7 separate regions of the Mus musculus genome follow, and all the other regions are linked to region 1. A link is a loop called in an ENCODE intact Hi-C map of the cell type or tissue named here. Cell type or tissue: left cerebral cortex. All regions are shown on one strand. Region 1 holds the start of Ccdc148 (coiled-coil domain containing 148). Region 2 has its middle 4.9 kb from the start of Gm46743. Region 3 overlaps Pkp4 (plakophilin 4). Region 4 overlaps Pkp4 (plakophilin 4). Region 5 overlaps Ccdc148 (coiled-coil domain containing 148). Region 6 overlaps Pkp4 (plakophilin 4). Region 7 overlaps Pkp4 (plakophilin 4).

The links. Peaks named below come from ENCODE experiments on the same cell type or tissue, not always from the same donor. Only the 100,000 strongest peaks of a DNase experiment are listed, where the experiment ranks them.
Region 2: it touches region 1 in a loop (3-fold over the local background); 16 of 42 quality-filtered maps call a loop at or near these places.
Region 3: a loop joins it to region 1, with 3 times the contacts of the local background. A loop is called at or near these places in 2 of 42 quality-filtered maps.
Region 4: a loop joins it to region 1, with 2.5 times the contacts of the local background. A loop is called at or near these places in 6 of 42 quality-filtered maps.
Region 5: it touches region 1 in a loop (3-fold over the local background); 4 of 42 quality-filtered maps call a loop at or near these places.
Region 6: a loop joins it to region 1, with 2.8 times the contacts of the local background. A loop is called at or near these places in 2 of 42 quality-filtered maps.
Region 7: it touches region 1 in a loop (2.5-fold over the local background); 6 of 42 quality-filtered maps call a loop at or near these places.

Annotation. Positions count from the first base shown.
Region 1 is chr2:59,159,994-59,163,993 of GRCm38, forward strand. It overlaps Ccdc148 (coiled-coil domain containing 148), which reads right to left and starts at 690. Exons shown (of 15, transcript NM_001372501.1): 1 at 354-690. Pkp4 (plakophilin 4) reads left to right here and starts at 857. Exons shown (of 22, transcript NM_026361.2): 1 at 857-1,135. In left cerebral cortex, a CTCF peak has its summit at 2,055; DNase peaks (open chromatin) are centred at 264, 720, 1,093, 1,644 and 3 more places; H3K4me3 peaks cover 4,000 bases; H3K27ac peaks cover 3,322 bases.
Region 2 is chr2:59,423,370-59,427,369 of GRCm38, forward strand. No RefSeq gene overlaps it. Among named protein-coding and RNA genes, the nearest start is that of Gm46743, 4.9 kb to the left of the region's middle. In left cerebral cortex, a CTCF peak has its summit at 1,578 (motif pointing left); DNase peaks (open chromatin) are centred at 1,559 and 2,870.
Region 3 is chr2:59,347,092-59,351,091 of GRCm38, forward strand. Pkp4 (plakophilin 4) reads left to right here. Exons shown (of 22, transcript NM_026361.2): 18 at 629-713; 19 at 833-950; 20 at 3,403-3,531. Among named protein-coding and RNA genes, the nearest start is that of 5330411J11Rik, 38 kb to the right of the region's middle. In left cerebral cortex, no CTCF peak of the experiment used is centred here; DNase peaks (open chromatin) are centred at 1,701, 2,225 and 2,529.
Region 4 is chr2:59,300,211-59,304,210 of GRCm38, forward strand. All of the region lies in intron 4 of Pkp4 (plakophilin 4), which reads left to right. Among named protein-coding and RNA genes, the nearest start is that of 5330411J11Rik, 84 kb to the right of the region's middle. In left cerebral cortex, a CTCF peak has its summit at 1,757; a DNase peak (open chromatin) is centred at 1,666.
Region 5 is chr2:58,828,457-58,832,456 of GRCm38, forward strand. It overlaps Ccdc148 (coiled-coil domain containing 148), which reads right to left. Exons shown (of 15, transcript NM_001372501.1): 13 at 1,294-1,411. Among named protein-coding and RNA genes, the nearest start is that of Upp2, 75 kb to the left of the region's middle. In left cerebral cortex, a CTCF peak has its summit at 1,998 (motif pointing right); a DNase peak (open chromatin) is centred at 2,065.
Region 6 is chr2:59,257,268-59,261,267 of GRCm38, forward strand. All of the region lies in intron 2 of Pkp4 (plakophilin 4), which reads left to right. Among named protein-coding and RNA genes, the nearest start is that of Pkp4, 98 kb to the left of the region's middle. In left cerebral cortex, no CTCF peak of the experiment used is centred here; a DNase peak (open chromatin) is centred at 1,846; H3K27ac peaks cover 1,116 bases.
Region 7 is chr2:59,310,652-59,314,651 of GRCm38, forward strand. Pkp4 (plakophilin 4) reads left to right here. Exons shown (of 22, transcript NM_026361.2): 9 at 1,043-1,262. Among named protein-coding and RNA genes, the nearest start is that of 5330411J11Rik, 74 kb to the right of the region's middle. In left cerebral cortex, a CTCF peak has its summit at 1,849 (motif pointing left); no DNase peak of the experiment used is centred here.

The DNA of each region.
Region 1 (4,000 bases):
TCTGGCACTTCTCCAGCCTCAGACAAACTGGGAAGAGCATGCACCTGCCAAGCTCAGCACAGAAAGCACATAGTCCAAGAGGGAGGGGCGGAGGAGAGATCAGACTTGCTGTTTTGGGAAGCAGAGAACTCATTCTGTTGCGGGCTGGTCCTTTAGTACAACCCCACTCAGTTTCCTTACCAAAATACCACGTGCAAGAAATCCTGTTTTCGTTGGGAGGGGTTATAGGCTGGAAGAACCAAAAATCAGAGGAAATGTAGACTCAGGGAAGGGGGAGTGGTTGGAGAAAGAATTCAAGTGACCCTGTGACGTCAGGAAGAAGCAGAGATTTAAGGAATGGAGTGGAAACTCACCGGGCTGCACAGATCTCAAAGGTCAAAATGCATATAGCCTCGCATGCTCCCCAGATGCAGGAAAAATGAAACGCCCACTCCTGAGCTTTCAATGTAAAGTAGAAGTCCGGGGGCTCAGTTGTTTCTGCCTTTGACGCTGGGGACAAGCCCTACCATGCAGAGTCTTGGCAATACTCAAAAGCAAGACCCGCCCGATTTCAGAGCCCTCTCCCGGGAATCCCCTAATACTCCTTCCCCCCACCCCCTCCCGCGCCGGAGGCTACAGACACCTTCATCTTCACTCCCCACCTTCTCCTGGCCCTCTAGCTCTTAACAGCATCGGTCTCCATGGCGACCTGAAACCGCAGCTCCCATTGGCTCGTTCAATATGAGGGCCGGGCCAATGGGGAGGGCCGGCCCTCTCCTTCCGCCCAATGGGGCGGGCGCGGAGCCTGTCTGGGGACGGCAGCGTGCTGACGTTCCCGGGTGCCGGGACTGGCCGGGCGGGCGGGCGGGCTGGCGGCGGGGCGGCGGCCTCTGAGCAGTCTAGAGGGCTCCGGGGCTGAGTGCGCGTGGACGCCGGCCGCGGCGGCGGCACTATGGGCACGGGGTAGAGGCGAGCTGCCGCCGCCACCGGGGTGGTGGGAGAGCCTCTTCGGGGGAGGGGGCGGGAGGGGAGGGAGGGGAGGGCAGCGGCGAGGCTGCCGCACTTCGGCCAGTTTGCTCCGGTGCCGCAGCGGCGACCCTTCGGCGTGGATGTCCCTGGTCCCTGGAGCGACGACGGCCTCCGCCTGAGCTGGAAAGTAAGTGCGCGGGGCTGGCGGGAGGGCTCGGGGCTCTGGGGTGCTAGCTGCCCAGAGCGCGTCGAGCCGGGACCTGGCGGCGGCCAGGCGCCCCCCGCGGCTCCCTGGCTCGGATCTCTCGGTCCCCGCCGCGTGCTCCGCCATCCCGCCCGCCTCTCCCCTCCCCCCGGCGGCGCACAACTTTGCCCCGCACAGCTCGGCGCGGCCGCTTTTCCTCCCGCACCGCGCCACCGCTTCTCGAACTTGAGCCCCGAGGCTCCCGCGCGCCGTCGTGCCCGGGACCGGCCGTCTGTGTGTCCGTCCCTCGCTCCACCGAAGCAACCGCCAGCCGTGCCTCCCACGCTCGCCCGGCGTGTCGCCCGGGCCCCCAGAGCAGCGCTGGTGCCCGTGACGACCGCCCGGAGGGTCCAGGGCTCCCAGCTTGCAGCTGCAAACCGCACGCTCCTCCCTAGCGGGCGCCCCAGCCTTAAGGCTCCAGGCTGCCCTCCCGCGCCGCACTGCCTCCTCGCGCTGCCAGGAGTTAGAGCGAGCAGCTGCACCCAACGGAGGGTCGTGGGTCCCTGTCCCCTCTTACTCCTTGGGAAACGAGAGGGCGAGCGGCGGGACCGGGTTTTGGCGGCATAGTGACTGAGTGCGACACCCGGCGAGCGCGGGCAGCGGAGGCGCCGCGGTTGCTCCGGGCGCCGCGATAGGCAGGTGTGTGCGTCCAACGGGCGACGCGCGCTGCCAGCTTGTAGGCTGGCGACAGATTGTGCTGGAATGCAAGGAATGCACCAGGGACAGAGTCCGCACGGGCCGCGGCCGCACTAGCGCCTTCCCGGCCCTGATCTCGCCGCGTAGCCAGAGGTCACGGCGCATCTTCAGAGCTGGTAAGCCTCGTTCACTCTCCTGCCTCCGCTTCTCTCCCTGCGGCAGAGGGCGGTGGAGAGGGAAGCGCGGTAGTTTTCTTGGGGCTCCAGCCTATGGTTCTGGATTTTTTGCTGCATTGGTCTCCAGGACCGTGAATTTAGGTGTCAGTGTACCCAAGGTTATTATTGATCGTTGCAGAAGGCTCTTGGCAAGTTTGCTTTTGCAAGATTTGGATAGTGCGTGGTTTTTTTTTTTTTTTTTTTTTTTAACCAGGGTTTTCTGAATACCAGCAGAGACAGGGCCGAATGTTCTTGAGTAAGCTTGCAGCCAACATCTTTTAGCTGTATCAGAAAATGTCTTTTAGTGCTCCAGGTCCGGGGTGTATTGCAAGAGATCTTGAATGCATCACTGCTGTCATGAGGATCGGAATATTTTCCATCGTCATACTGGGCTGTGTTTAGGCCTCGTATAATACATAATGAATAGTAACAGAGCAGCAGTGTTTGGCCAGCGATGGGACAGATAGAACTGTCTGGTACAGTTAAATTCGGGGCGTGTAAGTTACCACTGCAAGTAACCCGGGGACATCACAGTCATGTATATTTCAATATGTAATTTATTAGTGGAAAGCGCCATTTCTTTCTTTGTCACTCAGTTTAACTGAATAAAAAGCACAGTCCTACAACTTATAAAGATTGGTAAATATGTATAAAATTGGTAACGACTAGTATACATTTCCTTCCTTTCTTCCTTCCTTCCTTTCTTTCTTTCTTTCTTTCTTTCTTTCTTTCTTTCCTAAATTAATACAGAAAAGCAAAATTTTGACAGATGCTCTCCCAGAACCAGGGTTAGGTTTTTGCTTTTGAGAAAGTAGAAGAAATTGTCTCTTTTTAAATGGAGTATATCCCATGGAGCATTTCTGATACCTAAGAAACAGTTGTGGGAAATGGTATGGTGAAAGCAAGAACAATGTCTGGAGGAAGTGTTTCTGGCTGAAGGCATACGGTGTGTGCTTCCATTCCACAGTCTGCTTTGAAGGTTGCTGGCACTAGACAACCTTCTGCATTTGGTTATTTTCCCTCAGATTCAGGAAAATAAGCCAGTAGTTCAACCAGTCACCTGTCTTCTGACCCCTACTTTGCATGCATCAAGGGCATTGAAAAGTCTGCAGGCATTTTAGTTAAGACCCAAGGGAGAAGAAATGATAGGTTGTGTCTTCTGGCTTGCTACATTGTTTTTCAGGTATGCCTGTAGTCAGTGAACCTTCTAATTTAGAGGTTTAATTCCCCTACAGTAACAATGCAGAGGATTTGGGGAGTTTGTAAATGGCTACAGGAAACTTTTATTATGTAACGATACATTATAACAGTTTAACTCTTGGTTGTTTAATTTGACATGAAAATTAGAAAGTTAACTAGAAAGGGGAGGTCCGTTCTGCAGCACAGGCTTGAGGCTTACTTACCTAGCGTGCCTGAGGTCCCAAGCATTCCCTGTTCTTGCTCCCCAAAATGTAAACGGGAATTTATTTTCTCTGATTCACCAGAAAGGAAAGATTTTGTTCAGATATACAGAGTGCACGTGAGCATGATTGACTGAGCAGATAAGTCTCGCCTGCTTCAGGTAAGAGCAGACATTCAATTAGAAATACATCGTGTTTGTTAGTAAGACTTAGAGAGAAGGCTCATAATCTAGAACCATTGTGAATATAAAACTATCCTGACCAAAGGAAAGGTCCTCCTTACCGTCTTTTATTATGTAAGGAGAGGTGCTGCGGTTGGCAGCTGTATGCCATATGGAAGCTCCTGAGTTGGGAGGGATTGAGCATTCTGCTGGTTCTTACCTCTGGTTTTGGGTGGAGATAAGGTAGCAAGAAAATGATGGCAAGCCTGAAAGAAGGAAGCAGATGCTAGTGAGCCCGAGAGAAAGCCATACACATGGTTGCTGCATACAAGCTGCGTAAGCCAAGAGAATCCTGTACGTGGATCTGACATAACATAAGTTGAAAGAACTCTTTAC
Region 2 (4,000 bases), 260 kb after region 1:
AAGGTCGGAGTGGAATCCTGTCCTGGAATGACCATGGCTGGGAAGCAGCAGGGTGTGTGGAGAAAGAAATGAACCTGCTGTGGAGGTAGGCAGCAAGTCCCAAGTCCTCACCTCTCAGAAGGGAGAGAAATAATAGGGTCTGGGAAAATCCTTAGCCTTGCCTTGGCCACACCCTTGGAGGAACTCTCAGTGACAGAGAGGTCCCCAAAGGCAGAAGATAGGAGAGAATACCATATATCCCATGAATCAGAAAGGAGGCCCCATACATTTGAAGGCTACAGTTAAGAGAGTGCACTTCTATATTACTGTAAATTCTATCCCCATACTTGCCAGCACTCCCAGAGAACCATTCAGTTATGAACATCCTCACAATGCTTTTGTACTCTAGGGCCATCAACAACTCTCTGAGGAGCACAGCTCTTCTGAGTCTCGTCTCTTATTAATTTGCTATGAATCGACAGCTGCATAAGTGGACTCATGGCATGGTCCATGAGTACCCACAATGCCACAGCGCTGTCCAGTAGAGTGTTCTGCAATGATAGCAACCATTGTGCCGCCCACGTGGTAGCCACTGCACGCTGGGGCTATTACGTCCTCCATATGTGACAAATAAGACTTAGAAGTTAACTTGTTGATCTTAATTATCTTTCATTGTAATTCGAATAGCCTCGAAAAGTCAGGCAGGCATGACTGCTGAACCGTCTTCCTGTAAACTTCATCTTCTTGAGGCCTGAGGCACAAGTTTCTACAACCTTTACCTCACCACATGCTACGTCAAGCATGAGTCCTTGGAGGGCCTCTGTAAATGTGTCTGACCAACCCAACCCGCTGGCTCTGTTTGCCCAGCTTCCTGAACAGTGGAAGAGAGTTGAGAGCTCAGGCAGTGGTATGGTATCGTGGAAAACCATGGGGTTGACCTGGGTACAGACTGAGAGTGAGCCCCACTTTCTCTCTTCTCATAGCAGTGGCTTGCTGCACCGTTGTCTAGACCACAGTGGAGGCTGTCCCTGCTTGGGTCTGCAGCCATGTGTCAGCTGTTTGCATAAGTAAACATGGCCCTGGCAGGCAGAGAAGTTATCCAGCCTTGCTGTCCTGGATTGCAGGTCTGAGCCACAGCTCCATCCTGCCCCTGGCTTTCTTGTGGCTCTTACTGAGGCTAAACACCCCAGTAAGAAAAGCCCACTGTTTCCAGGCCTCAAGACTTGAAATCAGTCTTTCCTCCCAGCTAACAGAGTTGTCCCTTCTCTCATGATGCTTAGCTAGTGCTCAATGGCCTTCACCTTTGACTTATAGCAACCTATAGCCTGGGTGGATGACACCCTTTCTGAGAGATTTTCTGTATCCTTGGCCTCTTTGCTGGTAGAGGGCTACAGGACTTCCTTCCTCTACCACTGCCCTCAAGATGATCAAAGCTGCCATCTTTGAAACTATCCAGAAGGGTACATGGGTGGGGGTATCGCTTGGCTGGAGTAGGGAGAGCATGTTATAAAACCCCTGCATCTGGAGTGAGCCTTGAGGCTCCAATTACAGACGAAGCCCTGCCTCCTCGGGTATTTATCACGGTCTGTGCACCATCTAGAGGCCTCTGTCTGAAACTTGCTCCATGGTCAACTCATCTATCCTAGGGGAAGACTGAACTCAGACAACTGGTGTTTTCAGAGTATGCTTGGTTTTGTCCCTGTTTCTAGAATTGTGGCGCTGTGATCCCACACACCCCTCTAAGCACTCCTGTATGTGTGTGTGTGTGTGTGTATGTGGGGGGGGGGTTACATCCACACCTGGCTTTTCCAGTCTGTTCCAGCCCTGCTAAAGCAAAAGACCTCTTCTAATGTCTTCTCAGCAAGGGAGCTACTTAAGGTGATAAAGTAGGACATCCTAGTGCCCGTGCCACCTCCCCCAACCCCCATACACACACACACACACACACACACACACACACACACACACACACACACACCCCAAGATGGGCCAGAGCAGGAGCTGTTCACCCCACGGCTGAGCAGCACTTCCACCTAGCCCATTAGCTGCTCCCCCAGGACCATGGCTCTGCTACACAACTCACATTAGGAGCTGCCCACAGTGGGTGATGCTGTCTCAGGATAGCCAACACTAAACCCTCTAACATGCCTACATGTCCCTTGGTCTGCTTTCTGGGGGGGGGGGGTAAAGAAAATGCAATGCAAATTTTCCGATTTGACCATCTCTTGATGCACAGTTTAAAGGAATTCAGTATATTCTCAATGCTGTGCAGCATCATGGATCATTCATCATTCATAGGCTTTTCACTTAACTTCAAACAAAAGTTCTACCCCATGAACACCAATTCCCTGTGTCACCCTCCCGGGTCCCTGGGTACCTCTGCTCTACTTCCTGTCTCTATGAACTTGCCTATTCCAGTTATCGCACACAAGCAAAATCATGTTTGCTAGCCTTCTATGTCCGATTTAGCCAAATAATTTTAGTTGTGGCCAACTGACTTCCACATTATAGGCCTGACTTCCTTCTTCACATTCTCTGTAAACAAAATGGGAGAGAGGAGAACACTTGAGTTTAACCTTGACTGTACCCTTCATTGACTATCCTCTCTGACTGGGTGTGACTCTAGAAACAGATTCATCATGCCAAGAAATCTCCGGGCTCAAGTGTCTCAAAATATCGAAGAGTCCATTGTTTGGAGTTTAGAAAAATCAGGTCACAACCAGTACTTCCTGGCCAGGCTTGTCAGAGAAGGCCATCAGTGTGTGTCATAGACTAAATATAAAACACCCCCAAAGGCTCATGTTTTGAATGTTTGGTTTCCATCTGGTCGCGGTATTTTGGGAGATTGTGGAGGGGACAGGTACCTTAGTGGGTACATACCACTAGAAACTTCTGGTCTCACTCTCTGCTCCTGTCCTGCCTAGATATAACTGAGTTTCTCCACCCCACTCCACCCTATCCAAACCACAACGGACTGAACCATCTGAAATCATAAGCCCCAATAAAGCTCCTACCCTTCAAGACGCTATTCTTAGTTATTGGTCACAGCAGTGAAAAGGTACCTAACACGCTGTGAAAGATGACAGAGGGTTACTGCTGCACAAGTGTCGGTGAGGAGAGGCTCTGGCTGTGGAGGTTTGAGCCTGGACAGGCCACGGGAGGCTCAGAGGGTCAGATCACATTGTGGTGTGGTTGCAGCCATGCACTGGTAGGAGGTTGCTCCAGTGGGTTGTTGGCTGCTGAGAGACTGGGAGAGTCTTTGCCTGCTGGTGCCTGGTCAAATTACGCATCCAGGGCTGGAGAGATGGCTCAGTAGTTAAGGGCGCTGACCCCTCTTCCAGAGGTCCTGAGTTCAATTCTCAGCAACCACATGAGGATTCACAGCCATTTATAATGGGACTGATGCCCTCTTCTGGTGTGTATGAAGACAGTGACAGTGTTCTCATATACATACATACATACATACACACACACACACACACACACACACACACACACACACACATACATACATATCCATCCAATGACACACTTGCAGCATTAGCAAAATAAGGAATTTCACCTTGTCCTTTACATCAAAAGTGTACATTTCCTCATTTCCAGACAATGACAGTCCAGTCCATGGATTTCTTTGAATTTATGATTACTAAAACTTCAGGTTTTTTTAATTCACATTTTTATACAACATAACAAAAAAGTTCAAAATAACAGTGTGAACAGGGCTTGGGAGAGACTTCTGAGGGAAAACAGGGGTAAATTGATACCACAAAGGTGTTTTTAGATTATTCTGGATAATTCTGGCCAAAGAATGCAAACATAGTTGCATGTTTCTCAGATTCCCTTGGAGGCTGAAGGACCTAAACTGGAAATGCAATTGGTAGGCGTCAGACTATTTTGAAGTTTTCACCTAAAATTATTTTGATCCAGCCTGAGACTCTGTTACATGTGATTGCCTGCAATATGTCGTAAGACCCGCACAGGGCGGGAAGCCCTGGGAAAGCGAGTTAGTTCTTCCTCCGTG
Region 3 (4,000 bases), 190 kb after region 1:
TGGGAGGACCGTCCTGAGTTTGCTCTGGACTTGGGTGCGTGGGGATAACTATTAAACATCCAGTGAGTGTGTGTGTGTGTGTGTGTGTGTGTGTGTGCGCGCGTGCATGAGTGTGGTAGGTCAACAGGAGAGAGGTACAAGGCCAATACTCAAACTGGAAAAATATACCTGGGCGGTCAGTCAGCATTTAAATGGCTCATTTATAGAAGTGAAGGTTGACAGGTATCAGGGAGATTAGGACCCCAAAATAAACGCAGAAAGGAGCAGCCAGAACCCGGGAGCATGTGGTAACTTGGAATCCAAACGGAAGGAGATGACGAGAGTTAGGCTGGAGTCAGAAGCCCTGCTTACTCGGGTAGAACAAGCTTGAGGCCTGACCATCGGATACGACAGTCATACAGAGGCTGTGAATTGAAGAGGAGATGGGATGGGAGAAATCAGAGGTGTGAGTGGCTGCTTTCAGGGGCTTCTTGTGTGCTGCAAAGGTTAGAGGGCACTCTTGCCTTTCCCAGGATTCTGGTTCTGCCCACAGAATCTGGTAGCCTCCATCCTGCTCCTTTGGCTGCTGGTTTGCAGCCTGAGTCTCTCCATGCTACCTGTGTCTTCATTAAACCGCATCTCTCCCTAGATCCTCTCTGAAAGTGGTGAAGGCGGCAGCCCAGGTCTTGAATACATTATGGCAGTACCGGGACCTCCGGAGCATTTACAAAAAGGTAACAAACACCCAAGGGTAGCTGCGGCTCATGGCCTGATGAGCGATCCTCATAGCCCGAGTTCCTAATTGCAGTTAAGTGCTGGTTTTCATTTTGAGCTGTCTCTTTTAACTCCACAGGATGGGTGGAATCAGAACCATTTTATTACACCTGTGTCCACGCTAGAGCGAGACCGATTCAAATCACACCCTTCTCTGTCCACCACCAACCAACAGATGTCGCCCATCATTCAGTCAGGTCAGTGTGCGTTTGTATGACAAAAGATTGTATGTGCGCGCGCGCACACACACGCGAGCGCGCACACACACGCACACGCGCACACACACACACACACGCGCACACACACACGCACACGCGCACACACACACACACACACACGCGCGCACACACGCACACGCGCACACACACACACACACACACGAGCAGATTAAGCATGTCACTTCAGCTCTGCCCATCTATCTGAGAGCATGCTTTCAGAGTCGCACGCTGTTGTAAACAGCCACTATCTTTCATTTGGAAAGAAAAAACTGCTTACATCAGCTGCAGTGCATTAAAAAAAGAAAAGAAAAGCCTCCAGGGCCAGCCCCCACCTGAATGCTGCTTCCCCACATTGGGGAAGGGGCCCTGGCATTGTATCTGACCAGTTGGACCAGTAACCTGATGCAGAGTCCTGGGAGGTGGGGAGTCATTGAAGATGTACTGGCTGACTAGGAATGTCCTCTCTGCCAGCTTTGCATAAGTTTTAAGTCTCCTCCTAAGGAGCTGCTGCTGCTGCTTTGTGTGGAGTTTTGTTTGGTTTTGGTGTTGGTTTTTCCTTAGTTTTCTTGGTGAAACTTCTTAGGAACAGGCTTCTAGAACATAGGTCATTGGAGCTTTGCAGTGGCACCTCCCAGTCGCCTGGCTGCTTTGCAGACCCGCACCCCCACACCCTTACACCACCCAACCAGCCACCCTGATGTGGCCTTCTAGAAAGTTCCTTGGATGTTCAGCTGAGACGCTTGGCAACTGCTCCACCCACTCATTTGCAGAGCTCAGCCGAATGCTTCATGCTATGACTGCCGAGTCAAACAGTCCTGTAAACTTAATTCTTACCTGCATGAAGCAGGAAAAATGACGCTTCTTACTTTGATTTGGCTTAAATCCCACGTTCTGACACATATATTATCTGCTGTAGACAGCGGTGCAGTTTCTGACAGTCCTATTGCTCATGTGGACAAATGTGGACAAAAAGACTGATGCCCATGCCCAGGGGCTCCCGCCACGGAATTGGATGTCTGTGTTTGTGCTAGGAGTTAACCGCTGTCTGCTTTATTTGATGATTTCTTTTCTTTCTTTTTTTTTTTTTTAAAACCTTGTTTACACCTACTGTGTATAACAGATATATATGTCTTGGTTTAAAATTACGAGCTGTGTTATTCATCAAGAATTCTGCTTGGTTTTGCATACATCCTTTTATGAAAATATTCAGCATGCCCGTCAGGGGGAACAGGAGAGGTGGGTGGCTGCCAGCCATGGGCCTTCAGTGCAAGCACAGAGTCGTTTCAAACAGATCAGCACACAGCTACTGTGCAATGGATTTGCCACTGGGACCTCAAGCAGAAGTGCTGGTGGCCCCGCCCTGGTGCTAGGTAGCCCTCTGTGTTCCACTTAGAGGGAAGATGTGTGTCGCTCCTGTCTCCCAGCTGTCTAAGGGCCGACCCTCGTCACTTGGCACTGAGGAGGGATGTGCTTATAAGCATGTCCCCTGCCTCCTTAGTGTCTTCACAAAGGGAAGCTGCTGTCTTCTGTCCTGCCATCTTCCCAGAAGTGAGCTGGAAGTGACACAGACACACAGATACGCATGCTCAGCCCGCCCACCCAACAGCACAAGAAAAGAACTGCCCTGCCAGGGCCCTCAGAAGGCGTGGCTGTGCAAAGCAACAGGGCCAAGGCTGGAGAACCACTGCTTTCAAGTGAATTGGGTAAAGATATGGCCTCTGGTTATTATTATTACAGACCAGACTGTTAATGGGGAAAGAAACACCTCACATTACCTTCCTGGCCAAAGTTTTAAAAATAATAATAATAATTGTCCAAAAGGGGACCCAGGAGTAGATGGCTAGTCATGGCTAGTCATTATCAGCTGTGTGGCCCAGGCTAGCATCAGAAGTCACCGGGGACACCGGGTTCACATGATCTCCTGACAATAGATCACCGTAGAGAAGCATAAGTGTTATTTACTGGGCACTTCTAGACACACTAGACCAGGCCAGAAATTAAAACACACTATAAAACCTGCTACCAAACATCTGTACATAAACGATGGCAGATAGTTTATAAGCAGCTAAACTATGACCACAAAATAGAAATAACTCTTGCATGGCTCTTAAGTTACTCTAGATGGTTCCAAGGTGGGTCAAGTCCCTGGATCCCTGCTGCCTGCTGCCTGCCACCCCCTACCCTGGGCTTCTAGAGCTGGCTGCTTGCTACAGCTCGGCTGTGGGCCCAGGTGTCACCCTTGCTGGGATAGGAATGTAGGGTGTGTTCATGGTCCTGGGGTCTGGCTGCTCTTTGTCCTCAACACCTCTCAGAGCCGGTTTTACTGTGGCATTGCTAATAAATAGCCTTTGTTTTCCTGGAGCACTTTCCAGATTTGCTGACAATCTGATTTCTCTCTTTTCCCCTCTCCTTCCTTTGCCTCTCCCTTCAGTTGGCAGCACCTCTTCCTCACCAGCACTGTTAGGAATCAGAGAGCCTCGCTCTGAATACGATAGGACCCAGCCACCTATGCAGTATTACAATAGCCAAGGGGACACCACACATAAAGGCCTGTACCCTGGTAAGATGCCAGTTGGGTGTGTGATGTGATACCTGAAGGAGTCACCTCTCTGGGTGGCTCAGCCAGTGTCCTGGGAACAAGCCTATGCTTATGTCAGCTCGGTCGTAGCAGCAAACCACCCCATTCCTTCTCCGCTGCTGTCAGGATTGTTGCCCTCTCTGCTTGTCTTAAATAAATCGAGCTAATATAGTTATACGATGACCACAAATTAAAGAGAGGGCTTAGCTCTGGTGATCATTTCTGGCTGCCCCGGGTTCCAATCCCTTTGCTCTTGTCCCCCTTCTGCTCTGGCAAGAGTCCCTTGTACATCAGAAGTGAGGGTCCCATGTGGCTTCTCCTGAGTTACAAGTACTCTCCAGACTGGTTCAGCTCTAAGTTCACACTGACTGATAACAGTCTAGTCCCTTGGGGGAAAAGAGTTTGAGTGGATTGTAGAATATATCATATGATAGTCCTCAAGTGTGACTAC
Region 4 (4,000 bases), 140 kb after region 1:
CCTAAGGGTGCTGGAAGCCAGAACAGGACCTCAGTGAGAGCAGCCACTCCTCATAATAACTGAGGCATCTCTTCAGCCTCTTCATATTCTCATTTCTATATTTGATAGCATTTTTCTCTATAAGAAATAAAATATGTCTGCAAAAAATATTTGAGAGTGACTTCAAGTGCTTGGCTGTATTTCCCCATAGGTTAGTAACTTTTCCACTGTTATGAATCCTTTAACTTTTGTGGGGATAATCTTATCTGCTTTTTTACAGCCAACCTGTCCTCAAACTTGTGATCCTCCTGCCTCAGATTCCCAAGTGCTTAGATTACAGATCTGCATTGCCACAAATAGCTCCTTAATTTTTCATTCACCTTTCCCAATGTGAATCCAAGACCTAAAGCCAATTTAGAATACCTAGCTGTTAAACTTTGTATCTGCTCCATTCATTTCTTGCTTTTTATTTCTTCTTGCCTTTGCTGGCTTCCGTTTATAGTCACAAAGCATGCGTTCTTCCAGGAGGCATGACACCTGTGCTTTAATTTCTGCACACACTAAAAATAGCTAATAAACACTCATTTTGTCGTGGTTATTTATGGAAGCAAAAATCCCTATTTTTTCCCCTGAAATTGTTTTAATAGTTTCATGCTCTAGGATTATTGTTATTAATTCAGGAGTTTAAAGTATCTATCATGCGGCATCTCTTTGGTGTTAGGTAGAACTAAAATTTGGGCTGGAGGTGGGTGGAGTGTCACTGTAGAAATCAAAGTATCATTGTATCAATGTCCAGACAGAAAGTTGCTTTGGCCACAAAAATGGGACATAGACAGGCAAGCTTTTAGAGTGAACTTCAGAGCATACTTAGTGTTCTTCAGAGCAGATTAAAATGAACTTGGTAGTACATCAATGGTAGTTTATCAGTGGTTTTCTATATTCCAGGGTTTTTCATGTAACATTTTCTAGATGAGCAAAATTTCAGAGCTATCATGAATATTTAAGAGCTGATATAAATATTCATTAGCACTTAAACAAAGTCAAGAGAACCAAGCTAGAAATAATTTCAAGAAACATGGACTTCAGCTCTTTTTCTCAAGTCTTAAAAGTTCAGCCTTGAAAGGGATTATATGTACACCGTAACTTTTAGTTGTGTCAGTAAATTCATTTGTATCTTTAATATTATTAAAATATGGGTTGGCCTCTGTTCCATGTGCCAGAGAACACTTCCATGTTTGTTTATATCATCACCCTATTTCAAACTTTGACTCCAAAATTATTTTCAATGATCTTCTTCCCTCTGTTTGTGGTCATCTCCTATAGGGAGGGATACACATTGTACCACGAAGTGCTAAGTAGGAGAAATCATTTTGGTACCAGGTCCTCTTCCAGAATTTATCCTGTAACTTTGCTCCTGAGCATAGGAGGCCGGAACACTTCTGCACTTGGGGAAAGTCAACTCCTGCATCTGCGATAGATTTGGGAGTGAGAGCTTCAGGGTTCATTGGAAAGGTTGCCATATTCCTATGCTCATGGGCCACTGATTCTAAATGAACTGTTAGAAACTCCATCTCCTAAACCCCATAGCAACGTGGAAGACAGGGAAACTGGCGAGGAGAACCCCGCCCGAGGTTCCAGCGTCCTGGGTTGTGAAAAACTCGTTACAGTGCTGTATATGCCAAAACCTCCCCTGAGCTCTCGGTTCCGGTTTCCATGGTGATTTACACAGTACCGACCTCCCTCGCCTCACAGAATCTAACAGCATGACTTGTGGCCTAACAAAGCAGAGCCATTTTAATGACTTCGGATTCTTTAGTGAAGACTTTCTATAAGCAAACATTCTACACGTTATTCATTTGGAAGTATGTATTGTGAAAAAGATAAAATAACCCATTTGTATTGCATCTTTAACTAGAACTTCCTGGTGTGTCAGTTTTTCATAGCCCTACAGAATTATTATCCTTGAACCCACTAATATTTTTCATAGATACAATCTTCTGGGTTTTTTTAAATTGAGCATCTTTTTTTTTTTTTTAGAGCACTCAGATGAAGTGTGACAGGCAGGGCAGACCATGGTTCCAGTAATCTCCCATTCTGAGGCTCAAATGGAGATTTCATTGTGCCTTAAAGAAAGTTCAGGTTCTATTCTTAGATACACACTTTCTTAGATGCTAACCAGTGTGTGAAAATGACATATTTCTGGGGTCAGAGAAACATGTCTGTGATGTCTTTTCAGTAATATGTTCTTCAGAATGCTACTCAAAATACCACGCACATAGTTTCTCACTGAAATGTTTTGACTTTTTTTTTTTTGTCCTGACCAAATAAAATCACAGCATGCCAACTGTATCGTTTTAGATCACAGCACTGGTCAGGAGACAGTGCACCCTGCGCTCTATGCCTCGGGCTTCTCTGAACTGGAGTAGCTCCTTCTTTCATTCAAATAAGCTCTGTTGCCAAGGACAGCTTCAAGGCCGAGTGATAAGTAATGTACAGTTGATGAGTACACCACTCACTGGTCTATAGTCAGGAACTCTTTGCCAGCTGATTGGGAAACGGGTGTTCTGGCTACCCTGTGCATTGTGGTTGCCTGTGCATGCATTTGTGTATCTATAGACATTTTATAAATTAATAAATGTTCAAAGGAACACAAAAACAACAGCGAAACTATTTTTGAAAGCCACTTACCTTTCTTGCTGTGAAACAGAGGACATGTCAGCACCTGTTGTCGTAACAGATGCTCACTGATGCTCCGCAGGAAGAAGATGATGGAGGAGATCATGCACAGTATAAAGGTGGATTGACTTATATCGTGCATACTAAACCGAGCTCTTCATCAAGTTGTCACAACTCTACCTGCCATATTGGCTTAGAGATGGGACATAAAACCCCTTTCCTCTCTACACCCAGCTACTGAACTCTCCTTGCAGGGCAGTGTGGTATTTTAGCACTCCAGATAGTTTACAGGTCCCCTCTGCTGCACTCTGGTTCTCAGGGCACGGAATTGAGAACCAGAAGAAACAGTCAGGTGATTAGACTTCAAGGTCACATAGCTAATGTTGCTTTTAGGGTAATATTGTTTATTTGCTTTTCTGTTTGTAAAGATACTAATTAAGTGTCAGGGGGCAGTGTATGAAGCGCTTTGCCTATCTTCCCAGTATTCTCTGCTGGGTGAATGCCCCCTGCAGCTCCTCTGGCTCTTCTGGTTCCCTGTGACTCTTCTGGCCAGCGTACTCTCTGTGTGCTAACGAAGGCTTAACAGACTCCTCCAGGAATTGCTATATAACGTATGCAGAGCTCTAGAAACTCCTAGTAGAGGATTTCAAATGAAGCAGGTCATTTCACTGTTACCTGACTGGCAGTGACTCAGATAATGTTCTACCAGAGAAGACACACACAACTGAAATCTCACATTAAAATTCCAGACGTGAGAATTCAGAGCTGTCACAGAATTCTACCACCTAGAAATGTACTGTCAAATGATGGATCAGAAGACAGGTTGTTAGGAACTCCTGTGAGGAATGTCAGCTTCTCTTCCCGCAGCTAGAGTCTGACATCACCTTCCAGGCTTAGGATGCACTAGGATCCGCACGCAGCTCGCGCTCTCTCACAACTCACATGGGCCTCCAGACCGGCTCACCTAGTTAGTGTCACCTGAAAGCGTCACTCGGCTTTTCATTGCTCAGCCTTATTGAATACATAAATTAAAACCACGTATGTATACTCACACACTATAGCCAGTAATGGAAAGCTGCTAGTGCTACTCGAAATGTTTGCTCAGCAAATATTTATTGAACACCCATTGAATACAAGGTACCACATGAGGCACTAGGGATGTAACAGCACAAATGAGACAGAAGTCTGCATCGTGGGTTTTCATGCTTTAACAGGCAGAGACCGTGTGATTACTCCTAATGAAGTATATCACAAACCCCTACGACAGGACAGAAAGTTGGGAAGAAACCCTAGTGAAGACATTGAAATCTTTACAGTTGTGTTTTGAGCCCAGAATGTGACTCAG
Region 5 (4,000 bases), 330 kb before region 1:
CTGTGCTGAGAGCGGAGGATGCCTTCTTTCCAAGGACTATTGGGTAGAAGGAGTTCTAATCACGTGGATTCTGTAGCAACCAGTTACATTCGAAACAAGAATGTCTTCAGGGATTGTGACATTAAGTCTGCCTCCAGAAAGTCAGAGTGTGTCATTATTTGCTAATGACTGAATAATTGGATTTTTTTCAGATATGGAATAAACAGACTTTATATTCTTATGCTTCCAATTCACCTCTACAGCCTATTTTATCGAAGAGGAGGAGGATGTGAAAGCTCTCATAGGAGTCCTATTGGGCACTTACTAGCTCTGGGACTCTGGAAAAGGCAACTGACCTCTTGGTTTCTGCTTTTACAACACGGGGGTGTTAATAATACTCACTTCAAAGGGATACTGAGGAAGCAAGCCAAGTTTTACCTGAGAGTATTGGAATAGGGCTTTGCACTTAGTAAGCACTCACAAATTTGAACTCCAGTTACCGCAAACCTATGGGTCAGGGACTGGCTTTAGTATTCCCATTTTCCAGATGAGGAAATAGAGCCAAGGCAGGTTCAGTAAATGACTCAAGTTTTCTCTAGCAGTGAATGCTTAGCCAGCTGTTCCAGTGTTGAAGGACAATCAAGGCCAGGGCTTGTACAACCTCTACTCACTCAGAAAGGGGACTACACAGCCACTTCCCATTGGTTAGGCTGTGTGGTTATCAGTTGAACAAATCTCTGGGGGGGTCAAAGTTTAGAAAAATTACCAGAGGGACTATCCCATTTCTCAGTTTCTTAAGAAAATTTGCCATGCACTGTCTACTTTTATCTACTTTGCCTCCTTTCCTTAGGCAAGGCCATGGGAGGCTGTTAATGCTATACAAAGGGGGTATTTGTAAAGTGATGCCTAAGAGGGCTTGTTGACTGTGGGATTTTTCCAAGCAAAGGTTCCCACTTGAGAGTGGATTATCTTGCTCTACCACATTTTTGAGGACAGGGAAGTCCTTTGACTGGAAACAAGAGTTTCACTGATGCAAACAGATACTGTTTGGATAATGAACTGGAGGGGATATGGACACACTTAATCTGGGGAGAGAGCTTTTTAAATGCTGCTGATAAACGTCTTTAAATATATCAAGAAACTGGACCGGGTTCAACATAAACCTCACTGGCTCCTGGGAATGAAAACCATGTCCTCGTTTGGAAAAGTTACGTTTTGTATAGCAGATATCATGATCTAAGTCTCAGTAATAATATCATTAGCACACTTAGAAACATTTAAAAAAACAAATGAAAATTTCCAAATTGAAAACACCTGCTTTCGTAGGGCTTCCAGCCGCCTTTCTCTCTCTTCTTCTTCCTGGACTTCTTGAAGGGCCAATTTTTTTCTCTCCATCAAACGCTTCTCCAACAATTCTTGTCTATATTTAACCCTTTTGAAAAGAGACGACACAGGACAGGTAGATGGGCCATAATTCACACACACACACACACACACACACACACACACACACACACACACACACAGAGTACTGTGACAAGAGTGCACCAGGAGCCATCTCAGAGGGGATGCCACTCCACCATTTGATTTTACTTGGTTTGATTTCTTAATCCAAACAATAAGAGGCCATTTACAGTGATTCCAGTAACCAGTGAGATACAGGAAAACCTGGTTAAAACCCAGCTGAGCTCAGACTTCTCTACCACCATTTTAAACCCTGACCCTGTTGGCTAGCTGCCCTAGCTACAGCGGAGGTGCCCTGAGCAATAATCACACTGTCCTGAGTTATGACACAGCCTTCTGATGACAAGTTTGAACACAGCTTGAGGAGTTATAAAGATTGAATTCCTGACTAAATGCACATACTTTCAGAAAGTGTGGTTAAAAAAAATTACTGTAATAACGTGCTTAAATTATTTAGGTGACTAGAACTTAAACTATGCTTCGTATATAGTGTCTCTCCATGAGGTGGGCTTATTGACATGTTAGAAAACTTTACAAATTGCACTCTGACATCTGTAGATGGCAGCAAAAACATGACTTTCCCTTTCGGCAATAGTTCCCCATCTCCTTTCAAATCATCAGATATTAAAACAGGGTGCATTAAAACATGGCTCCGTGTATGAGCTCACCTAGCCCTCTCTGTTGGCATTCCTTCTACGCTCCACCCAACAGTTACCTAGCAACAGCCAGGCTGGCTAAAAAAGGGACTGTTTGGCCTCTCTGACTCTCTCAGACTCTCTGACACTCTTCTCTCCCTAACCTCTTTCTCTCTCCCAGTCCTCGAAGTATTCCTGTCCTCCTCCTCTCCCTCCTCCTCCTCCTCTTCCTCCTCCCCCTCTTCCTCTCCCTCCTCCTCTTCCTCTTCCCCCTCCTCTTCCTCTTCCCCCTCCTCCTCCCCCTCCCCCTCCTCCTCTTCCTCCCCTCTCCCATCCTCCTCCTCCTCCTCCCCCCCTCTCTTTCTGTCTTTCTCTGTCCCTTCTCTTTCTCTTCCTCTACTCCCTTCTCAACTCCCTTTCCCATGCCCACAAACAATCTCTGTTCTATACTATACTCTTCGCATGGTTGGGCTGGTACCTCAGCATGGGCCATTGAGGCACCCCCTCCCACCACACCATACCTCGCTCTATAAAAACATATTCTTGATTTTATAAAACATATCATCACTCTCTGCTGCCCGTAAAATCGAGTAGCCTTGATTACAGCTGTATTCCTGTCAAAGTGATTCTATTGACTTTGGGAGAGGAGATCCACCATTTCCAAAAAACAGGCACCTGAGTTCTTAGGACGATGGAAGCCATGCTGGCCTGCTTTGGGCAACAGCTTGGATTTAATTTGCTTTGTCACATTAGTCGCAGATGCCCTTTGCCCTTAGTATACGCTGCAGTATTCTCTACGGCGGTGTCTTTGCTGGCCCTTCCACGCTGGAGATTCCATATATGCTGAGTGCTCAGGAGACAAAGGTCTTGTACTAAGTGCTTTACAATTGCTTCTTTTAACACTTCACAACAATCATACGCCGAGGGTATAATTTTGTATATATAATTTTGTCTTCTACAGGTACAGAAATGGAGGCACGGACAAATGGTGTAATTTGTCAGAAGTCCCACGCTCATTAAGTAGCAGAGCAGAAGTGTAACCCAGAAAGACTCTCCTCAGCAGCGAAGCTTAGCCTCCACCATCCCACCCCCTGCAATTAACCTCTGTGCGGTCCTTCTCCCTAGATCTCTTCTCCTACATCAAGTGTCCCTAAACACCTACTGCACTAGGCAGCGTGGGCATGCTGAGGATACAAGAGTCTTCCTTAGAAGTTTATAACTTAACATGGAAACAAGACATGCCTGAGAACCAAACAAGGTTCTCAGACTTGGCAGGAAGGTACACATATGGTCCCCTGGTGTTGCAGAAAAGTGAGGTAGCCACTTGTTAGATTGTTGAGGTTCATAAGAAGAGCCTCACAGAGGAGGGACATTTGAGCCGTGTCCGTCTGGCCATCTGTAGGATGAGGATTTTGGAGACGCTAGGAGTGGTGAGAGCAGAGAGGAGGAGACAGTAAGGGTGGGGCGGGGACCTGAGGATGGGCATCTTTCTGGTCTTATCCTAGTCACAGACAGCATGGAACCCAGGAAGGAAATGGGAAATGGCGGCAGAGCGATGCAGGGAAGCTGTGGTGGGCTGAGCCTGGCGGTCATTTCGTTTCCTCAGCTGCGCTTTTGGGAGGGGTGTTCTCGAAATTCTGCTTGCTCACGAACTGGCAATAAAGGAGGAGCACAGGCCGAAGAAGGAAGGAAAGCTCGAGAAATAGGCAGGTTACTGTGGGATCTGCGAAGGGCAAACCTAGCCTTCCTTGAAGGTCACGGTCGTAACTGCCATTCTCTCCGGTGTCAGGAGCCAGCATGTAGACTCAAGGGCTGCAGACCAGTGTGCTCCCTGTCTCTCCTGCCTCCGTGCGGGGAGCTGCAGTTCCCATTCCCTCCAGTTCCACTAAGGCGTGACGTGGCACAACCTCCCTAATGAGGCT
Region 6 (4,000 bases), 97 kb after region 1:
AGTTCTACCAAATCACTACTGTATCGCAAGATAACGTCATCAGTTGTCAGGTAACACTGACCAAGTACTCACTCTTAGCCCATTTTCTCAGTGTTTATTTAACAACAGGACTCTCCAAATATAAAGAATTTTAACCATGCTGGGAAAACCTCAAGTAATAAAAGGTTTAAGTAGAATTATTTTTTTGCATACACACAGACACTTTTTATACAGCACATGTACACCTTTGCAGAGGGGAAGCTAAATGAAAATGAGAAGGCATTTTTGACAGCATCCCTATCCTGTTAAACCAGCTTTCAAAGGATGCAGAGCTGGCCTTAGAGAGGAGGCGATTGGATGGTTTAAAGACAGATAAATGTAATGGGCAGATGGGGGAACAGTAAACAGCACCTCTGAAACTGGGGACCACACCACCCTGCGCCTCTTAAAACTATGCACTCAATGGCAAGTCCACAAAGCCTCATCTGTGAGATTCCTGACAGCTGATGTGTTATGAGTTGATGAACTATCGGCATCTAAGGTCCAGCCCCACTTCTGTCTGTTTCTCTATGACTTCAGTTAAAAGCGGGACATAGTTTTATATATTTTTTTTGTCCAAACTGTTTTTTTTTTTTTAAAGAGATGAGTTTTAAATGTACCAGATGAGTTCTTGAGACTGAAAATCCAAGGACTGTTTGTAAATATGGACCACATAGGTTACAAACTATTAATTAGACTCATTGCAATGACCACTTCCAAGTAAAGCTGTTTGGGCAAACGGGTACACTGTATACAGTTTCCATGGTGAGATAATATTTTATCATTTTTATTTTTTGTTTCTTTTAAGGGGGTTGCTGGGTGGAGGGTGGATATGAACGGACAGGGCATGAGTGAGATTGGGGTGCATGATGCAATAATATTCACAAAGAATCCATAAAAAGTGTTAAAAACAAGGAAATTATATTTTACAGGATTTCTCAGTGCTTTTTGGTGGGGCATTACTTGAGATCCAGCCAGGAGCCTTCTGCCAGCTGGTGAACAGAATCATGAATTTAAAAATTGTGCCTACCTGAAGACCTACAAAGATAGAGCATTAATTACTCTAAATCATTCATCTTTTGAATATAGAAAAGATGGGGATACCTCCATGTAACATGTCATCAGAACAGGCATCTTGCCTGTTGCCTTGAATTTTACAAGTCTAATTAGGACCCAGGCTGTTAATGACTTCAGAGCCTGAGATGGTTCTGGATTGTTAAAAGCAGACATTGTAAAGCATCATTAGTGAAAAGCTAGCATAGGTCACAGAAGAAGGAAACGGACCAAGAAGCCCTGGGGCCACGGTGCTATGTCTTCAGATGAGAACAATTTCAGTATTAAATGAGGAGAACTATTAAGGAACACAACAAGAGAGAGCAGCAGGATCCTCAAGAGGCCAGAGGGCCTGGAATAGGGAGCCCTGGACAGGAGGGGGCCACTCTCTGGCCTGGAAGAAAATGGCATTGGCCGCGAATGTGAAACCAGGAAAGAGGGATTTCATTGGTCGCTGAGCAGCAGGGCCTGCTGCTCTTTCTTCTTCACTGTCAGCGCCACCGTCATAGTAACCATTACAGCTTCTCTGTGGTCAAGAGGCAGACAGCTAGACGTAAGCACACAGCGGTGTCGGTGACACTTGTGGGTGGATGGCCAGAAAAGCTCTTGCCTCAAAGCACACTGAACCTTGACACACAGATGGCAAGTGTATGTTCTTTACCAGTAGAGCATAGAGATGTAAGAGGGAGCATCATTTGCAGGTCTGCTGACTGGATGATTATATAACAAGCTGGTGGTGAGGAATACTATGAACACTTTATGCTAATAAGTAAGCCTATAAGGAGCCAAGAGAACACCCTCCCTTCTGGAAGACACCTCAGTGTCGGGTGTGGAGGAGTGCATAGTCTGTACAAGAGAGAGTTGTAGGAAAAAGAAGTATTTTTAGGGAAGAACTACATTGCAGTTAAAGCCTGGTAAGTATTCTTAGTAACCCAGAGGTGGGGAATATTCTGAGTAAAAGATGAACAGCTTTTTAGAAGAAGGTTTGTAAAGCAGAATAAGATTCCTTCCACAGGGCACAGTCGGGAAGGGTCAGGAGACGCAGCACTATGGCCGTCAGAGAGGATTTGATGGGGGGGGGTGGAGGGACACCCACAGGAGGTGAAATGTGCCCTGACTTTAGGACCAACACCAGAGTCTTTGAAGCGGAAAACCAGAATACAGCTATTTCTGCATGTCAGAGGAGATGGGAGTGGAGGATTCTAGTGCTGAATGCTTCAGGAGACACAGGAGGGCACGGTAACTGATACATACACAGTGGCACAGAATCCCTAGTGTTTCCGTTTCAGAAGGAAAAGAGAACTCAAACCTGGGAGCTTGGGCAAAGGTATAAACCTAAGGGGGAAGGGAACCAGGAGGAAAGAGATTTCAGGCTCATGAACTTGCAAGAATAGGTGGGTATATTTAAAAACAAAAAAAAAACTAGAAATCTCAGAAATAGAAACTATTTTCTTTAGGACAAACCCAGTGTATGTACTAACACCTAAGAGGGGCACTGATGATTTAATACTGAGGATTATTCATGGCAATGGCTCAGAAAAATAAAGAGAAAACATGGGGGATGGGAAAAAGTAACCACAGTGTATGCCCAGGATGTGAGGCCTTTTCTCGCCTGAATGGAGCAAACACACTGAATAAAGCCTTTACTCTGAATTGCTGAGCTAAGCCAAGAAGGAAGGATGGGTCTCAGGAATCAAGCCTGAAATGAGGTATCCTCACCTGAACAACAAAGCCAACATTCCCCTCCAGAGAGGTGGGGGCTGAGGCTTGAATCTGAGATGTCCCTACGTGTTCTTGCATTGAGGGCTTGGTTCCCCCGATGGATGCTATTTTGGGAGGTTCTGGAAGCTTGAGTTAAAACCTATCCTTGGGGGTACCCCATCCCTGACCCTTCTCCTGTCTCTTTTTCTCTGCTTTCTGGATCCCATGATATGAACTGTTGTGTTCTGCTGTGTCCAACACCCCCCCCCCCCATGATAGACTGACTGACGTCTGAAGCCCTGAGCTTGTCACTGTCTACTGTCTGTGTTTGAGGGTTACTCAACATGGAGAGTTCTGGTCTAAGTCTCAAGCTCTGCAGAACTCCAGTATTACAACAGGGCAGCGAGATGCCTGTGTCCCATAGAAGACAGAAGACAGGCCTGTGTGGCAGTTATAAGGAGAATTTTTTCCCCCAAGAGTTTGATACTTAGGAAATTCAAAAACCTAAATGTCTGGTAAACCTAGAAAGTATATGCTAGCTAGCTATATCAGAATGCAAACGAAAGTATAGGCAAGGCAGGTACCCTCAAAAGAGGAGGGGAGACCTAGCCAGTGCCATGCGTGTGGGCATTGAGACTCACCTCTACTGCCAGCTGAGGTGGAAGGCCAGCTGCTTTGAAAGATAATTCACAGTCATTATGAAATAAAATTGACGATGTATATATCTTTAAGTGTAAAAATTCCCTTCTGTATCTGCTCTGGAGAAGTCTGGCTCATATATACAAGAATTAATCAAGAATGTTTGTTTACAGAATGCTTATAATTGTTAAGCAATTAGAAACAATTCATAAGTCCATGATGAGAGCATAAATAAGTGTGCTATTACCATAAAATGGGATATTATTGATCGGTGAAAATTAATGAGCAAGAGCTACCCATACTAATACTGATATCTCAGAATCTTACGGCACTGAATGCAATCTGCAAACAAACTGTACAGTATGCTATTTACATAAATATAAATATAAAGAAGCAATAACATAAAATATTCCTGAGAGTAATATACATCAGAGCCAAGGTACTGATGTTTTCTACAAAGGGGTGAGAGGGAAAAGTGGGATCCAGAAAGAAACCAGGGTAAAATGTGTACAAGAAACCAGCACAAGACCAGTCAAGGTGGGGCTTGTGGAGAGAGTTGTCCGTGCAGAGATTTATCAGATCATTGCCT
Region 7 (4,000 bases), 150 kb after region 1:
ATGAGGGACTTGCTGTCGGTTAGCAGACCTGGAGGTGAAGACCACTCCACGTCACTCTTTTTCAGTGTGGGATTTCCTGTGAGAGACTCACACCAGGAGAGAGTGCAGTCAGAGTGTGTTTAATAAACAGGGTGCTGAGCCTCGCACCCAGTCCTCACCTTTTTTCTTACACCTCGGGTTCTGCTAGATCTGAAGCCAGAAACTGTACATTTGTGGTATCCATTGCCAGAGGTGCTGCAAGATGGCTTGAGAGGTCTCAAAGGTAGCTTCTAGCATTCAGGAAACCCTAAATCTTACAGTATGACCACTGAAGCCCGGTCAGCAGTGACAGCCCTCCCAGGCACGTCTCTAGAGGAGAGAAGACTGTATTGTTTCTTTACTAGAGATGGACAGTTCTGCCCACTGAAGGGTCTCAGTGAAGGGAGGTTCCTATGTTCTGACTATTGGCGGGAATTCCTCTAAGAGGACTGATTGCAGAAAGACTCCTGAGACCAGCAGTGAGAGATGCGCCTCCTTTCTTAGGAGAGAAGTATTCAGTGCAGCACACAGCTGCTTTGTACATCAGATCATTTAATAATTTCTGGAAAAAGCCATAGAATTTAAATCTATCTTTCTTGTGACATAGATTTTTTTTCCAATATTACCAAGATCCACAGATATAGAAGGAAAGAAACAGAACATTTAAAAGCTTGAAGGGTTATTTATAAATTTCAGCAAAAACCTTGTTTTTAATCACTAAATTAGAATTAAGAAATGATACCATTTTTTTTTCTGAGATTAATGTCTTGTAATTTTACTGAGATTTTAATTTCCTAAATCTTAATGTAGCCAAGCCCATAAGCAGACTCCTGGCTTCATTGGCTTTCTTTTCTGGGTGCCTCATTTAGTTCTTAAGCTAGGTTTATGAAATCCAAAAATAAACAGCCAATGCAATTGCCAAATGTTTAATCCTATTTAAAAGTAAAAATATATATATTGTATGTTTGAAAAGTGCGACTCTGTGAAGAACATACTAACCTTTCCCCAAACGTTGATTTTGCAGTAGGTATTGGAAATCTACAAAGGACATCCAGCCAGCGAAGCACCCTTACATACCAAAGAAATAACTATGCCCTGAACACAGCAGCTACCTATGCGGAGCCCTACAGGCCAGTTCAGTACCGAGTCCAAGAGTGCAGCTATAACAGGCTGCAGCACACAGGGCCAGCTGATGACGGTGCCACAAGATCCCCATCAATAGACAGCATTCAGAAGGACCCCAGGCAAGTACCAGAGGGACACCACGGCGCACACCATATCACACTAACTACTTCTACCTTTTTTGTCTTCTTAACCTGTCAACTCTGATAGGATCAGTAATTCCTTATCTCTGTTACTTCCACCCATGTAGGTCACTGAGGCTGACTTCATTTTTAAAGCTGATTGCTTCTTTCCGTACTTTAATTACAGCTTTGAAAACACACAGATCTGTGGGCATGTGTGTAGCATTCATCATGTAGGTATTTTACTCCAGCAGCTACCTGGGCAGGCCTGTGTGAGTTAGGAGACTGAGAAGGATCTCACACACACACACACACACATACACACACCCCTTTATATGGCTCAGAAAGTTCATATATTAATCCTAAATTTAAAAGATGAGTGTACATTTCCAATTGAGTTAGTCAGTGATAGGTAGAGCTTTTAGCAATGAGATCCTTTAAGAAGCTTTGCACCAGGCTAAAGAGATGGCTCAACGGTTAAGAGCACTGACTGCTCTTCTGAAGGGCCTGAGTTCAAATCCCAGCAACCACATGATGGCTCACAACTATCCATAATGAGATCTGATGCCCTCTTCTGGTGTGTCTGAAGACAGCTACAGTGTACTTACATATAATAAATAAATAAATCCTTTTAAAACAAAAAGAAGAAGTTTTGCACCATTTAGAAGAAGAGAACATACAAGAAATTCTTATCTCACAAACAAAAATTATTTGTCAGATAGTAAGTATGTATGTATTCTTGTTTTATTTTGTTTGGCCACCTAGCTGATACTTTACATGGTAACACAGCCACACAGCCACTTGGTACTTACTGAGTCTTGAAAACTGGCCTCCTTTTTAGTGAAAGCCATTTCAAACATTCAGAAAATATGTTTCAAAACTAAAAGAATCTTCGTTTCTGAAAGAACAGAATCATTACTAAGTTTTGAACAACTTTCGTGTTATTTTAAGGCATAGATTATTAGCAAGATTTCATTCACTCTCCACCCACAATTGTCTCACTGGGAAGTTGCTATAATCATCCATTTGAATCTAACAGCCTACCAACGTATTCTAATGACTGAGCTACACTCAGTGAGCTTCTCACCGCCGAGCGAGTCAAGGGGCTTCAGATGGTTGGGAGGCTGCTGGTGAACTGAAGCTGTGGCGTGACTTTGCCTCGGACCTAGGCATACAGTCTGGCTTTGTAGTCCTGGTTTCCCTCTTTGTGCTATCATAAGGGCTTTTCATTTTATAATAGAGTTTTTTATTGTTTATTATAGTACCTTATATATTATTGTCAGAAAAATTCTTAATTTTCCAAAATCTTCAGAATGACAAAATTCTGTGGTACCCAGCACATACAGAATTTCCCCCAAAGTACTCATGCATAATTCAGGGTAATTTGATACCCTAGCTACACCTGCAAGATAATAACAGCTGCCTGTGGGAACAGGGAGGAGTGATTTGAGTTCCTGTTGAAGATGTGCTCTGAAGGCCTCAGCTTTGACCTCTGGGTGAACTGATTCACTGAAAACAAAAGTTTCGTGGATGGTAATACACTCTGCTATTGTGCTATGGTAATGTCATAGTCTAGCACATGAACTGTTACGGCAAGCTCTGATTGCGTGCAGCTGCCGCTCAGTTCTGTTTGTAAGATGAGCAGAGGTCGTTCTACGGTGACAGGTATGTTTACTGTAGCTGACCCTGGAATCCCAATGAATGAAGACTGAGTATTCAAATCAGCATCAGAGGCTTATGACAACTGCTATTCCTCAGCTGTGAAAATAACAATGGTAGTGCTTTCATTAGCCTCAACGTTACTGTCTTTACTACATAATTAGCCCGACACGTTCGTTCTCTGTGACTGGGAGTTGTTGATGTTTACCGTGTAAAGGGAGTCTGTACGAATTTTGTTTTTAGGTCTGGTGGGTGTTGTTTGTTTTTCATTGTTGCGGTGGATTTTAGTCTTTTAGAGACAGGCTTTTGCTGTGTAGCTCGGGCTGGCTGGGGTCTCTCTCACATCTTCATGCTAGAATTGCAGATTCATGCCTCCAGGCCCAGCTGTGACTTAAAAGCAAAAAAACCAAAGGGTCTCAGCTTGGAAATTAAGGTTATCAGTTATATGAATAGTTTCTCTGCACAGACTCGGGAGAGAGCATCCCGTGTGGAAGGTGGCGCCCCTTCATGCTGGCCTCCTCCAGCTGGCCCTTGAACACCCAGAATCTAGTGTTATTACTGAAAAATGGTCATTATGGAAGAAATAAAAGCAGATATTTTAAAATATTCACCCTTCCCACATACCCAGGCCTCCATCTTGTCTCACCTCCAGCAGCCTGAAGAATTTGGTTTGAGTTCTTTTAGCCTCAGTTTATCTTAAATGGTTTTGTCTTGATTTTCAGGATATTTTTTGCTACATATAAAATTCAGGATTTACAAGTGTGAATTTTTTTTTTCTTTCAGTACTTTAAAAGGTGTTATTCATTGTCTTCAGACATCTGTTGTTTTTTGGTGAGAAATAACACATTATTGTACTCTTCTCATTCTGTCATCCTTGCTCTCTCTCGGCTGCCTTTGTTCCCCTCCGCTCTCAGCAGTTCTGCTACGAGGAGCTTAAGTGTGGGGCTCTGCATCTGACCGGATCGGGAATCTGAGAGTCTTTGAATGTACATTGATGGATTTGCCAAAATTAGAAAATAAAAATCAGCTTTTATTTCTTTAAATTCTTTACTGTCCTACACCCCCTCTTCTCCTTCTGA